2 separate regions of the Homo sapiens genome follow, and region 2 is linked to region 1. A link is an interaction called in ENCODE POLR2A ChIA-PET data of the cell type or tissue named here. Cell type or tissue: PC-9. All regions are shown on one strand.

Region 1 (8,000 bases):
ATCCAATCTCTCTTTTAAAGAGCACATCTCTTCTACTTAATCTATGGTGGTCTAATACATTCATTTTTAGTATAACTGTAGTTGTATAAAGGCTTTTCTGCGATAAGCAAATATATTCTCCAATAATTTCTCTTCAGTGGTCCCAGTTTTGGTTTGTAAGATAACACTGACTTAACCTACTCCTTCTACTATATGACAAATTCAGATCTCTAAATTCATTAATTTATTCAATAAGTATTGAGTCCCTATGAAAGTCAGGAGGCCTAAGCTCTAATTCTAACTCTGCTCAGATAAAAATATAAGTTTGCTTCTACCTACAGACAAAACACAAATTTTTCAATATGCCATGCCATATAAATTCTAGACCCTTCCCACCAGTCTAGTTATTATTTACTTTGATTATGTGCTCAAAGTTTGATGTCCAACAAAAATGATAGTAGTTATAACATTAGATTCATGACAACAAAGGCAACATTTCTTTTTTTCAGGTTTCTACAAAATTACAATACTTTTTTTTTTTTTTTTTAAGACAGAGTCTCACTCTGTCACCCAGGCTGGAGTGCAGTGGCGTGATCTCCGCCCACTGCAACTTCTGCCTCCTGGGTTGAAGCAATTCTCCTGCCTCAGGCCCTAGAGTAGCTGGGAGTACAGGCACGTGCCACCACGCCCAGCTAATTTTTGTATTTTTAGTGGAGACGGGGTTTCACCATGTTGGCCAGGCTGGTCTCGAACTCCTGACCTCAGGTGATTCGCTCACCTCGGCCTCCCAAAGTGCTGGGATTACAGGAATGAGCCACCGCGCCCAGCCTACAATATTTTTAAGTTTTAAAAATAAATGTTGAGGCTGGGCATGGTGGCTTACACTTGTAATCTCAGCACTTTGGGAGGCCGAGGTGGGTGGATAACTTGAGGTCGGGAGTTCAAGACCATCCTGGTCAACATGGTGAAATCCTGTCTCTACTAAAAATACAAAAATTAGCAGGGCATGATGGGTGGGCACCTGTAGTTCCAGCTACGCAGGAGGCTGTGGCAGGAGAATTGCTTCAACCCGGGAGGCGGAGGTTGCAGTGGTTGCAGTAAGCCAAGATACCGCCACTGCACTCCAGCCTGGGCGACAGTGAAACTCCGTCTCAAAAAATAAAACAAAAAATAAACGTTGAAAGTGTTCGATCCAAAACAGAATGCAATATTTTATCCTCTGACAAGAGTAAAGAAAGTGCTTCATTTTACTTTTATTATAAATCATTTTGGGAAAAAGAAAGGCTTTAATCACTACATATATTAGTCATACATCAATTTAACATTTATTCACTGAGCACCTCTGAAGCATCAGGTACCTCAGATACAAGGATAATATTAGTAGAGTAACAGCAAGGAATTACTAAGATGAATAAAAATATCTGTACCTGCCCTGAGTTTCAATGGGGCAGATTTTAGATCCATATAAGAAAGTTTTCTCTAGCAATTAAAACGTCCAAAAAAAAGACCAACTACTTCCAAACACAGTATATCCTTATTATTTAAATAAGAAGTTATAAATGACCATTTGTAAAGGACAAGGTAGGGGTTATATGCACTATGTGCCAGCCACAGGTTCCCTGCTAGCTCCTAAACTCATTAATTTTTTTTTTATTTTTACTTTAAGTTACAGGATACATGTGCAGAAGAATGTGCAGGTTTGTTACATAGGTATATGTGTGCCATGGTGGTTTGCTGCACCTATCGACCTGTCCTCTAAGTTACTTCTCCTCACCCCCCACCACCAACAAGCCCTAGTGTGTATTATTCCCCTCCCTGTGTCCCTGTGTTCTCACTGTTCAACTCCCACTTATAAGCGAGAACATGCGGTGCAAAACTCCTTAATTTTTGTGGAGCAAGTTACTTCCAGGCTGGCTTCCACACAATTATACAGGTCTGGACAGGTGCTTCCTATCCCATGGAAGGAGGCTATACTGCACAATTTCCCCACTCCCAGGCAGACAGATTCAGAGCCTAAAGCCTTCCCTTAGAATGACCCAAAATCTGTTCACATGACTTCAATCTCAGGTCTTCCGCCCAATCTATTAGGATACTCATCTGTCTCTGAAAAGGTTTCTCCCAACTCTTTTCTAACACAGACTGATTTTATTAAAAGAAGAATTACTTACAGAGGATTACTTAAATTGAACTAATTATCTGGAGGTCTTAATGGCAAAGGAAAGGGAGGAAAGGGCTTGAGTTTCAGGGTAGGGAAGATGTGAACTCTCAGTCATTGTTGATGGGTGCAAATTTTTTTGGAGAATAATTGGTTAAAATTCACCAAAACCTTTAAGACAATTTAGGAAATTTAGCTCTAGAAATTTATTTAAAGAAATAATTAAGATTGTGTGAAAAAAATCTGTTCAAGGATACTGATCCCAGCATTATTTACAATAAAGAAATATTGGAGACAATTGCTTGTATGTTTGTATATAATGAACTAAAAATTATATAACTATACAAGAAAATAATACACAAGTATTAAATATGTATATTTACTGACAAAAAGTTGTTATATATTGTTAAATTTAAAAGCACGTTATCAAATATACATCTATATAATATATACTGTATATTATTATACATATCTATTCTATGATTTATACGTATGTCCTTAATATGAATTTTTAAAAGTTGGGAATGTTTATCTCTTGGTAAAGGAGACACAAGTAATTTTTCATTCCTATATAGTTTTAAAAATGAACATGTATCACCAGGTACAGTGGCTCATGCCTGTAATCCCAGCACTTCGGGAGGTCAAGAAGGGCAGATCACCTGAGGTCAGGAGTTTGAGACAAGCCTGGCCAACACGGTGAAACCCTGTCTCTATAAAAATACAAAAATTAGTCAAGTGTGGTGGCACGCACCTGTAGTCCCAGCTACTCGGGAGACTGAAGCAGGAGAATTGCTTGAACCTGGGAGGCGGAGGTTGTAATGAGTCGAGATTGTGCCACTGTACTCCAGCCTGGGCGACAAAGTGAGACTCCATCTCAAAAAATAAATAAAATAAATAAAAATAAAAATAAAAAATGAACATGTATCACTTAAAATGTATTTTGAAAATAAAAAGGTAGGTAAAAGAAGGCTATCTATGCCAAGGCAAGAAGAGAGAGACAAACATATAGGAAGGTGAGTCCTACCTGTAGATCTTTACTACTACATTAAGAATAACAGGAAACAATTCCTGGAAAAAACTGGTAAAGGACCCAAACATCTCTAGCATGTATTACAATGAAGAACCAAAGCTGAAAATGCAAAACTAGTTCCTTAAAAGATGTCTTTAAAAATATATTAAGTTACACCTGATTCTTTCTGATTTGGATACATGAAGAGTTAATAAGGGGGTCAAGAAGGCACGGGGCACCAACAAAGGGATGCATGCATGTGAGAAATAACACATTATTTCATAAGACAAAGCTGGGGCTGGGCGTGGTGGCTCACACCTGTAATCCTAGGACTTTGGGAGGCCGAGGCGGGTGGATCACGAGGTCAGGAGCTCAAGACCAGCTTGGCCAACATAGTGAAACCCTGTCTCTATTAAAAATACAAAAATTTGGCCGGGCGTGGTGGCTCACGCCTGTAATCCTAGCACTTTAGGAGGCCAAGGTGGACACATCACCTGAGGTCGGTAGTTCAAGACCAGCCTGGGCAACATGGTGAAACCCCATCTCTACTAAAATAAAAAAGAAATTAGTCGGGCATGGCAGCGTGCGCCTGTAGTCCCATCTACTCAGGAGGCTGTGGCAGAAGAATTGCTTGAACCCGGGAGGCGAAGGTAGTAGTGAGCCGAGATCATGGCACTGCATTCCAGCCTGGGCGACAGAGCAAGACTCTGTCTCAAAAAAAGACAAAGCTGGAAGTCACAATCCTTCTCAGGCAGTCCTAATTATCCTAAATCAGAAAGAAGCAAACAAAACTAGCTAATGCTACTTAAGGCAGGTTATTCTATCTGCCTGAAATCATTCACATTTTATAATTTATAACAGCATTACAGAGCCTAGTTTATAGGACTCAGTTAATTAACAATAAACATAAATATAAAGTTCCAACAAAATGAGGACAAGAGAAGGCACAGCAGGAAGAATATGCAGCAACCAAAAACGGGACCGTTTCTGGTTTTAGTTATTTGTATTGTAAGGTGGCTATCGGCAAAGTCATCTTTTTTTTTTTTTTTTTTTGAGATGGAGTTTCACTCTTGTTGCCCAGGCTGGAGTGCAGTGGCGCGATCTTTGCCCACCGCAACCTCCACCTCCCAGTTCAAGTGATTCTCCCACTTCCAGCCTCCCAAGTAGTTGGGAATACAGGCTTCCACCACCACACCCAGCTAATTTTTGTATTTTTCGTAGACAGGGTTTCAACATGTTGGCCAGGCTGGTCTCAAACTCCTGACCTCAGGTGATCCACCCACCTTGGCCTTCCAAAGTGCTGGGATTATAGGTGTGAGCCACCACACCCGGGCAAAGTCATTTTGATAGTAAAGGTAAATCAAGCCTGGGCTCTGAATGGAAACATGAGGGTCAGAGTAATGACCAAGTGATAACCAGGAAGAAGTGCATCTGAAAACTGGTGCTGAGACCTAAAGTTTTACGTATTGAAATCAGTCCATAAATCCCTCATTTCTCAGTAGAGGGGTAAGGCTTCTAAGCCTCATCTGACCATAATATGTATAGTGCCTACAGCATGGCAGACAATGTGTTAAGGACTATGTGTAGAGTAGTGAATTTAAAGATGCAGTCCTAAGGTGGCTTGGAATAATGGAAAGAGCAGAGACTGGAATCAGAAGATCTAGATTCAAGTCCTTACAGTGCCATCTACTAACAGTAAGATTGAGGGTAACAGTAAGTTTCTTCTTGGGTAAAATAGGGATGATAGCACATCTGTTCCACCTACTTCACTAGATTATCGTGTGAAACAAATCACACACTGATCATGAGAGTGTTATACAAACATTAGTCATTCTTAGTCATTTTAATCCAATTTCATTTTCATAAATATGTTGGAAGGCGGGGGCCAGTATGACTCACTAGCCCAAACACCTCCAAGGACAGATCTGACTATCAGCTGGGCTTCCCACATCATCATCTCAAAATCTCCATGAGAGATTATATTTAACAGAAATAAAATTATATTAGGCCTAAATTCATCTTGTCCTTCTCAGAGAGTCATCTACCCTCTCAAACTTGACTAGTACTTCACGTCACTGGAAAGCAATAGCCTTCTAATAAAACTCTCCATATACAAATACTCAAAATAGTCCAATACCACCAAGTGAATTCATTTATCTTAGTCAAAGTTCTCAAACTGACAACAAAGCCCCAAAAACACAAGTATTGCTTGTTAATAGAGTTCATGTTTTTCTTTCTGTGTTCTTGGTCTGAAACCACAATGTTAGTTTACAAGTGAAACCCTTTTAAATTTTGAAAGCAAAACTAAAAAAAGAAATCTAAGTCAATCTGTATTCTATCCCATTTGTCTTCATAAAATACACTGGAAATGAAGATCAAAGTGAAAATGCTAAACCTATGTAAACAAAGAACTAGAATACTAGATGAATAAGCCCAAGGTTGCAGCTGTATCCACAAGTCAATCTGGGGACTACACTAGTGATGCATTGCTATACTTGCACTAGTGACGGCACTGTTTTATGTCTATCTTCACCAAGTTGAAAGTACTTTTTACTTCTTTTACAGTTTTCATAACATGTATTTTGCTCCCAGGTATGGTTCAGAGCTTCACATTCATCATTAGAACCATATTTTCTCTTTAGGCAGTCACAAAATAAGCCTACCTCTGAACAGTAAGAAAAATAAATAATAAGATTTTACCCAGATGACTTTTAAAATAGTAAATATCCACAACAGTAGCACATCATCCCAATAAAACATGTTTTATTTTCGCAGTGACCTTATACAACATTTAACATAACATTTATTTAATAAGAAATATAATTTAAAGTTTTTGAAGGACAATCCTTCCTCTCTTATTTTCTACTGTTAAGCTATTTTTCCAAGTTATTCACTCTCTCACTCAAATATGAAAACCAAGAGTCTCTCATAATGTCAGACACAGGACACAAAAAGGACAGTATATTCATATAGTTCAGCTGTGTTACTATCAAAAAATAAGAAAGTAGGTGATGTTTTGATATCAAATGTCAGAGAAATAACATCACATACATCTATTTTTTATTACCTTCAGATTTTTAGGCATTGGACTAGACTCTTAATATTTAAAGATCAAAGTATACTGGTGGAGAGAAGACATAAGAAACAGCTACATTTTCTTTGCTTACAAATTCATGCTTAAAAAAATAACATAAGACTTGGTAACCTACAACCAACTGCTGAACTTAATTAAAAATCACAATGGGCTGGGCGCAGTGGCTCACACCTGTAATCCCAGCACTTTGGGAGGCTGAGGCGGGTGGATCACCTGAGGTCGGGAGTTCGAGACCAGCCTGACCAACATGGAGACATCCCATCTCTACTAAAAATACAAAATTAGCCGGGCGTGGTGGCCCATGCCTGTAATCCCAGCTACTAGGGAGGCTGAGGCAGGAGAATCGCTTGAACCTGGGAGGTGGAGGTTGCGGTGAGCTGAGATCACACCATTGCACTCCAGCCTGGGCAACAAGAGCGAAACTCTGTCTCAAAAAAAAAAATCATAAATAAATAAAAATCACAATGACCTGTGGTCCTGCACCAGTCAATAAGGCATGGTGATGGCCATGCTTGTGTCTTAGATAATATGCCTGCCCCTAAGCTTAGAATTCAGCTACAGACACAGGTTCCGGTGACTCAATAAGAAAGAGATTTAAGACTTCCTTTGATTACCCAGTTATCCACTTGGTTAACTCCCTAATGCCCTTCAAGTCTGTTCAAATCTAACCTTTTCAATGAGGCCTACCCTGACCATCCTTATATAATTCCCCAACCTGCCTTCTTCACTCCATTCAGGCATTCCTGATCCTCCTTAACCATTCAACCTTTTCTTCTTTCTATACCTTTAATCTCCTTGTAACGTATTATACAATGTGTTTATTATGTTTGTTGTCTCTCTCCCCCCACTAAAATTTGAGTTCCATGAGGGGAGGAATCTTTGTCCGCTTTGTTCACTAGATGTATCACAAGGCACCACAACAGTGTCTGCCCCATAGGAGGCCTTCTATAAGTATTTGTTGAATGTTAAATACTCCTTTGCATCCTGTCCTCCCAGTTCTCCATCCCAGCTCCCATTCATTAACATGCCTCACTCTAACCATGCTCGCAGTGGAACAACTAGGACTGGAAATAAACAAACAAGGCTCCAGATCAGAAAGGGAGGGAGGTTTTTACATTTATCCCCTACTCTAGTCCCTAAAAATCCATCCTATGTTTTTTCCTTTTATCTGCTTTCTGAATTCTCAATTCCTCCCAAATTCTTTGTCTTGATTTCCTTCTCTGTAGAATTCCATCTCTAAACTCAGCAATCGTCTTAGACACTTGGGTGATACGACAAACTTAAAGAATGGTAACTGAATGCTGTAATCACTCAGTCTTGATGAAAGTAAAACCCTGAAACAAGAAGAAACATTTGTGTGCCTCATTTCTCTTTCCTGTCATAGCTAAGCTGCTTCAGAGAGCAGGCTACATTCCCTCTACTTCCTCACTTACCAATCATACCTCAACTCTACTCTTAATGAACCCTTCCAACTCCTTGCTTACATGACCACTATGCTGCTTACTCCTTCAAGGCATATTTATTGACCACATACTATATACTAGGCAATATACTAGTACAGGTGTTTCAACAGTAAACATAAGATCTCTGTTCTCATGCAGTTTTAGTCTACCAGGAAGACAAGCAAAAATGAGAAGTGATAAATGATGAGTATCATGATAAAAAATGTACATGGAGCTTTGAAAACATACAGCTGCTAGGTGTGACCTACTCTAAGGGACAGAAAAGCCCCCCCACCGAGAAATGTAATGTTTAAACAGAAA
Region 2 (8,000 bases), 390 kb before region 1:
ATCACAGAACTTATCTATTTGTTTTCTTATTCATCATCTATTGCTCCCTTTAGACTGGTAGTGGGACCCAAAAGGTACTAAACAAATCTTTGTTGAATGAGTAAATTAGAAGATAATATGCATCAACAATGCACAAATTATGCTCTACTTCTTGTATTAATCATTATTTTCACATTTAGATATCACTTTTCACACTAATATAGTTTGCAAAGGATTCTATAGTTCCCTAATTAAAATGATAAGAATTATCTGAGACACAGGATTCCTTTTTTACCAAGCGGTTTACATCAAATACTTACCACAGGAGCTGTTGAGATCCACATCTAAAAATACACTAAGGTCTGAAGAAGCAGATACTGGTGGAGTAGATGGTGTATTTGGAGAGGTTGGTGCTGACACTGTTGATTCCAGCTCAGTTTCAGCAATCCGACTAAAGCTTATTTTACATGGTTCTCTTTCTAATGGTGTTGGGTGACCTCGTAAAGTACCTGAGGTAGAGCCATGTCGGCCTGTGTTAGGCCTTATTCCAGGAGATTTTAAGGAAAAAGTTGATTTCCTAGGCTGAGAAAAGCAAACATAATTAATGTCACAAATTTGCATAGACAACAATTTGTTTCTGTGACTTAGAGCTACCTTATTAGTCTTATTAGTTCTTAAGCATACAGTTCTTAAGCGTGCAGTCCTTCAGTCTGCAATGACAGCCTGTATCATTCTAGTAGAATCTTCTGGATTTGACTGGCTTAATTTTAAAATGAATTGGAATATAAGTAAGTCTCTTTTCAGCACTGCAGAAATAAAATTCTTGAAATTTTATGTGAAAATCACATTTTACTCCTAAAACATATGAACCTAAACTTCTCTTTGAAAATATCTATATAGATTTTACAAACATTTACTGGGAACATAATTTATGAAACATATTATGCTATATGCTTCAGAAAAAAAAAAGATCATTTTTTCCCCTTCCTATACTAAATGATCAACCTCTACATTGATGCTTTAAAAATCTTTGGAGAAAATTCCTATCATTGTCTCCCACCATCACCTCTGTCCCATTTTTCAAGTTCTGGCAGGAGTAATCAAATAAAAAACACAGAACTCAGATCAGAAAACTTGAGTTAAGATCTCAACTGTGCCAATATCTAGCTATGCAGCCTTGAAAAACTTATTTAACCCCTTGGAATCTCACTATTTTCCTTTGTAAAATGAGAATAAGATCTATGAGGGGTTTTCAAAAAGTGCATGGCAAATGTCTATTATGAAATAACTATGCATGACTTTCATTTTTTTCCATCAAAATAAACTCATACTAACTTATTATAACATGTCTGAACAGTTTGAGATGCTCAAACATATCTAGTTTGAGATACTCAAACATATCTAGTTTGAGATACTAAGAAGGATAACACATCGGTTTGTAAAGAATCCCTATCAGAGGAACACGAATTCTGCTAAAATTGAAGCAAGAACAAATATCAAATCCATGATGATGCTTGGGTAGAAGAATGGTGAGATCACTAATACTTTATGAAAAGTTTATGGGGACAATGCCCCAAAGAAATCAGCTGTTTACAAATTGATAACTCATTTTTAACAAGGGATCAGATGATATGGAAGGTAAAGCCAATGGCGGCAGATCATCAACATCAATTTCTGAGGAAAAAATCTCATTCCTGCTCTAATTGAAGAGGACCTATGATTAACAACAGAAATGATAGCCAACACCACAGATATCTCAACTGGTTCAGCTTATACAATTCTGACTGAAAAATTAAAGTTGAGCAAACTTTCCACTAGATGGATGGCAAAACCACTGCACCCAGATCAGCTGCAGACAAGAGCAAAACTTTCAATGAAATGTTAAATAAGTGGGATCAAGACCCTGAAGCATTTGTTTGAAAAACTGTTAATAGGAAATGAAACACGGTTTCCCAGTATCATCCTGAAGACAAAGCACAATCAAAGCAATGGCTACCAAGAGGTGGAAGTGTGGTCCAGTCAAAGCAAAACCAAATCAGTCAAGAGCAAAGGTTGGCCAAGCACAGTGGCTCATGCCTGTAATCCTAGCACCTTGGGAGGCTGAGGCAGGAGGATCATTTAAGGCCAGGGGTTTGAGACCAGCCTGGGCAATATAGCAAGACTCTATTGCCATTAAAAAAAAAAAAAAAAAAAAAAAAGGCTGGGCATGGTGGCTCACACCTGTAATCCCATCACTTTGGGAGGTCGAGGCAGGTGGATCACTTGAGGTCAGGAGTACAAGACATGCCTGGCCAACATGGTGAAACCTCATCTCTATTAAAAATACAAAAATTAGCCGGGCGTAGTGGCACACACCTGTTATCCCAGTTACGTGGGAGGCTGAGGCAGTAGAATTGCTTGAACCTGGGAGGTGGAGGTTACAGTGAGTTGAGATTGCACCACTGTACTCCAGCCTGGGTGACAGAGCGAGACTCTGTCTCAAAAAAAACAAAACAAAAACAAAAAGAAAGGTCATGGCAACAGTTTTTTAGGACGCTCAAGGCATTTTTCTTGTTGAGTTTGTAGAGGGTCAAAGAACAATAACATCTGCTTACTATGGGACTGTTTTGAGAAAGTTAGCCAAAGCTTTTGCAGAAAAACAACCAGGAAAGCTTCACCAAGGAGACCTTCTCCACCACAACAATGCTCCTGCTCATCCCTCTCATTAAACCAGAGCAATTCTTTGAGAGTTTTGATGGCAGATCATTAGGCATCCACTTACAGTCTTGACTTGGCTCCTTCTGACTTTTTTTGTTTCCTAATTATAAAAAAAAAAATTAAAGGGCAACCATTTTTCTTCAGTTAATAATGTAAAAGAGACTGCAATGATATGGTTAAATTCCCAGGATCTTTAGTTTTTTAGGGATGGACAAAATGGTTGGTATTAGCGCTTACAAAAGTGTCCTGAACTTGAGGAAGCTTATGTTGGGAAATAAAGTTTATGTTTTTATGTTTATCTTTTAATTCCATCAAAAAAATTTATCTTTTCATTCCATTTTTCCATGAACTTTTTTTCTTTTTTCTTTTTTCTTTTTTTTTTTTTTTGAGACGGGGTCTTGCTCTGTCACCCAGGTTGGAGTGAAGTGGAGTGATCTTGGCTCACTGCAACCTCCGCCCCCAGGCGTGCACCACCATGCCTGGCTAATTTTTTTGTATTTTTGGTAGAGACAGGGTTTTGCCATGTTGCCCAAGCTGGTCTCAAACTCTTGAACTGAAGCAATCTGCCTGCCTTGGTCTCCCAATGTGCTGGGATTACAGGTGTGAGCCACCATGCCCGGTCTCTATGAACTTTTTGAAGTCCCCTCATATATCACACAATTGTGAAGATGAGATAGCATGAAACTACCTGACTTCCTGCTTCACCTAAAGTTGGTTTGTGTTTTTACTTCCTTCTATATCTTGCTTCACTTTTAGCTACTTAGAGTTCATCTTCTACTACTTCTGTTGCCACTGCAAACTCCTGCAGTAACTGGAAATTGTAGCATCAAATTCTAGTGACAGAGATGGGTTCCAGAGGCAACTATGGACCATGGAGCCCTAATGGCAGAAGTCATATCAAGTCACAAGAACCAAAATACATTTGCTTACTCCTTCCCAGGTCTTTTCTTTTTTTTTCTGTTCCATTCAGCTACCTATTAAGTTCTCACTTTCTCACACCTTTTTGTATTATTCTAGGAGGGATCAAAAGTAGACACATAAATAAGTAGTACCAAGATAAGGCATAAACCAGATTTTATCAAAAGGCTGACATTTCCCCCCCCAGTTTTAGAAATAGTATATTACTGCAAACAAAACACCTAGGAACAGCCATTCAATTACATTTTTAAGATAACAGGTTGTTAAACATTGAAAATAATATTTTAAAAAACAGAACACTTGTTCCCGAAATTATAAAAGACTTACAAATCGAGGTGGCTGTTTGCAGTTTCGAGGTTCAATTTCTAGTGACTTGTTGAACAAATAATCTGTAAACTCTTTTTCAGATGCACTTCCCATGGGGTTAAGGTTTTCAAAGAATCTCTGGAATTAAACAAATAACACAAGTGCATATATAGTAAGTATATATTTTAGATCTTATTAAAATAAGATCTCATTAAAATTTTTTGCTGAAAATTACTTATTTAATGCTAAAAAATAACACATTAAGAGCCCACAATATGTGAAAAGTTCACAAGTGTTGCTTATTCCAATCTCTTTACTTCTGAATAAGATTATATAATTTCTGTGGAAGTTATATTCTAGTCTTAAAGTTCTATTAAGAATATGAGTTTTCATTTATTATCATTTTAATGGCTCAGCAGTAGCACTACTTATTCCTTAGGAAACTTTACTCCTACTCATTGTAACAAATGATCATCACTAGTAAGCTACCAAAAGTGTTTAGAACAAAGCTATGGTTATAATCCACAATGAAGTTTTGATAATCAGAAAAAAAGTGGAGATAAATTAGATTAAGGTCTGTTAATCCAATTTATAGATCATTCTTGATCATTTATAATTACTCTGGAAATTCCTTTTACTTTAAAAGTAGTCATTTAAATTACTTTAAAAGTAATGTCAAGAATGATTATAGGCCGAGCACGGTGGCTCACGCCTGTAATCCCACCACTTTGGGAGGCTGAGGTGGGTGGATCACCTGAGGTCGGGAGTTTGAGACCAGCCTGACCAACATGAAGAAACCCCATCTCTACTAAAAATACAAAATTAGCTGGGCGTGGTGGCGCATGCCTGTAATCCCAGCTACTCAGGAGGCTGAGACAGGAGAATCAATTGAACCTGGCAGGCGGAGGTTGAGGTGAACCGAGATCACACCATTGCACTCCAGCCTGGGCAACAAGAGCGAGACTGTCTCAAAAAAAAAAAAAAAAAAAAAGAAAGAAAGAAAGAAAGAAAGAAAGAATGATTATAAAGTTAAACCTATCTGTGCTAACTTCTAGTATAAAAAATGTTTTTATCTGAGCCAAGCCATGATGGCTCACACCTGTAATCCTAGCAGTTTGGGAGGCTGAGGCCGGGGGACTGCTTAAGCCCAGGAATTTGACACCAGCCAGGGCAATATGGTGAGACCTCTCCTCTTAAAAAAAGCCTAATAAATAAAATGTTTAAAATTTTTGTCTTTATCAAAAAATATTTTAAGCTTAAATTTAAGTTTTAACGTAGAAAATTCAGGTGATTTAGCACTGCCAAAAAAAGAGAAAAAAAGAAAAAGAAACAGTAATCTTACAAACCAGAAATATCATTGTTTACATTTAAATATTAGACTATCTTCCAATGATTTTACTGTGCATGTAAATATATGCATGTATATATGTATTTATATATAATTATTAATAATTTATATATATATTTTCCTGAAAAACTGGGATATCAATTTTAATCTTTCTGAAGTTTATATTCAATTAACTTTTTTCAATGTGGTTTGCTTTTTTTTTTTTTTTTTTTTTTGAGATGGAGTCTCACTCAGCCTTCCAAAGTGCTGGGATTACAGGTATGAGCCACCTCACCCAGCCAGTTTGCTTATTTTACAAAATACAAATTTTAACTCTATAGTATTTCATCAGATGGATATTTCAGAATGTAATAATCTCCATATAGCTAGTTATCCATATAGGTACTTTCTAATTTTTTGCTATTATAATAATTATTTTTATTAACTCCTATATATAAATTTTTCTGTACATTTTTTATGATTTCCTTAGAAAAATTCCTTAGCAGCAAATTACTGGATTTAGCTTTATTTAATTTTGAAGTGGTTTAGAAGCATATATAAAAATGGTACTAGGTTTTAGCTTTAGCAGTAGGCAAAATGAGCTTTAAAATTTCTAGTATAAAATTCTTCCCATTTTTAAGGCATTCTGCCAATTTCAAGAAAATTGTATTACTCTTTTAACAATACTGAAACAATGTGTTCTTATGTTCAGGTTAGCTAAATTAAATATTAGCCACTAGTAATTAAAGGCTTTCAGAAAGCTATAACAGCAGTATTCTTGATTTCCTCATCCTTTGCTCTATTTTAAATACTATTTATTTAAGTATGATTTGAAAAGTGAATAGCTACTTTGTCTACATTTTAAATTTATTTTGTTTGACTCAATCATATAGAAGACACTTCCTCCCAAAAATGCTTTAAATGGTGGTAGGAACCCTAGACCACACCACAAACACCAATTAGCAGGTATGGTTCTGAGATATAAATACTAAAAGTACTATTTCAAGCATACCGAATTAAAGTGTAACATTATTCCTGTGGGGACCATATTTCCTTAGCTCTCCGAAGCCCCACATCACAGAGGGCGGGTTCAATGGTGAGAGGGGATGAAATAGGTCACCATCAGTAGGTTACCACCTTTATTTTTTTTAAGAGCAAGTATCTTTTTTTTTTTTTTTTGAGATGCAGTCTCGCTCTGTCACCTAGGCTAGAGTGCAGTGGCTCTATCTCAGTTCTCTGCAACATTTGCCTTCTGGGTCCAAGCGATCCTCCCACCTCAGCCTCCTGAGTAGCTGGGATTACAAGCACGTGCCACCACACCCAGCGAATTTTTGTATTTTTAGTGGAGACAGAGTTTCACCACGTTGGCCAGGCTGGTCTTGAACTCCTGACCTCAGGTGATCCACCCACCTCAGCCTCTCAAAGTGCTGGATTTACAGGCATTAGCCACTGTGCCCGACCTATCATTTTTATAAATGGTATGCTTTAGGTGGTCTTTTTCTTAGGACTTTAGGGTACTTTGTTTTGAACCGGGAACAAAGAAGTTTCTATCTCATAATTTAGGAGGGTGGAAGTAATGGTGGATATTTTCACTCAATATGCCCAATTTGCATGCAGATTATGTCTAAAAAGTTTAGCGCAGTTTTTAATATGACACGTAAACTTATTCTGGTTGATAGTTATAATATGTTCCCAAGTTCAAGTATAATATAATAACATTCATTTAGCATAAACATAATATCATAGTTTAATTTAGAAGGTTGTTTCATATTTTATAGTACTATAGTATCAATATTACACACTATTGCTCAAAATAGAACATCAATCGACAGGATGTTAGAAAAATCATCTTCTGCCAGGCATACATATACCACTTTGCTGACCCTTTTCCTATTTAAACACACTGTTCTTATGAATTATATAACGTTATTTTGCTACATGTAACATTATCTAAAATGGCTATCAAATCTAGAAATGAATTTTCTTTTTACTGCATGGACATCATTCTACTTTGTCATTCACTTTTTATGGTGTAGCTTGAACCAACTACACAAAGAAGCAATACTTTCAAAAGAAAGTACTTAGTAACAATATTAACAACTGCAGATAGTGTAGAATGTCTAATGTTTAACATGCTATCTACTGATTAATTTTTTTCTATTATTTTCATAGCAAGACAAATAATTATGATATTTCTTACAGGTCACACAAGATCTAAAATTTTTTTTTAATTTTTAAAATTTTTAATTTTCATGGGTACATAATAGGTGTATATATTTGTAGGGTATAAGAGATGTTTTGATACAGGCATGTAATGTAGAATAATCCCATCATGGAGAGTGGGGTATCCATTCCCTCAAGCATTTATCCTTTGTATTATGAATAATCCAATTATACTCTTATAGTTAATATTTTTTATTTTATTTTTTGAGACGGAGTCTCCCTCTGTCACCCAGGCTGGAAGGCAGTGGCATGATCTCGGCTCACTGCAGCCTCCACCTCCTGGGTTCAAATGATTCTCCTGCTTCAGTCTCCCAAGTAGCTGGGATTACAGGCACCCGCCACCATGCCCGGCTAATTTTTTGTATTTTTAGTAGAGACAGGGTTTCACCATGTTGGTCAGGCTGGTCTCAAATTCTTGACCTCAAGTGGTCCTCCCGCCTCAGCCTCCCAAAGTGCTGTGATTACAGGCGTGAGCCACCATGCCCAGCCGATACTTATAGTTATTACTACTATTATTATTTTGAGACAGAAGTCTTACTGTGTCACCCAG

The links. ChIA-PET counts read pairs that join two places held together with the same protein. Peaks named below come from ENCODE experiments on the same cell type or tissue, not always from the same donor. Only the 100,000 strongest peaks of a DNase experiment are listed, where the experiment ranks them.
Region 2: POLR2A ChIA-PET joins it to region 1 with 15 read pairs; 5 of 35 experiments call an interaction of 5 or more read pairs at or near these places.

The regions. Positions count from the first base shown.
Region 1 is chr14:50,516,644-50,524,643 of GRCh38, forward strand. The region is part of intron 2 of MAP4K5 (mitogen-activated protein kinase kinase kinase kinase 5); the gene reads right to left. LOC124903312 (a long non-coding RNA gene) reads right to left here and starts at 2,926. Exons shown (of 2, transcript XR_007064160.1): 1 at 2,886-2,926. RefSeq lists enhancers at 5,077-5,136, 5,263-5,312. In PC-9, no CTCF peak of the experiment used is centred here; a DNase peak (open chromatin) is centred at 4,978; H3K27ac peaks cover 1,806 bases.
Region 2 is chr14:50,130,202-50,138,201 of GRCh38, forward strand. SOS2 (SOS Ras/Rho guanine nucleotide exchange factor 2) reads right to left here. Exons shown (of 23, transcript NM_006939.4): 19 at 3,922-4,038; 20 at 300-561. Among named protein-coding and RNA genes, the nearest start is that of VCPKMT, 18 kb to the left of the region's middle. In PC-9, no CTCF peak of the experiment used is centred here; no DNase peak of the experiment used is centred here.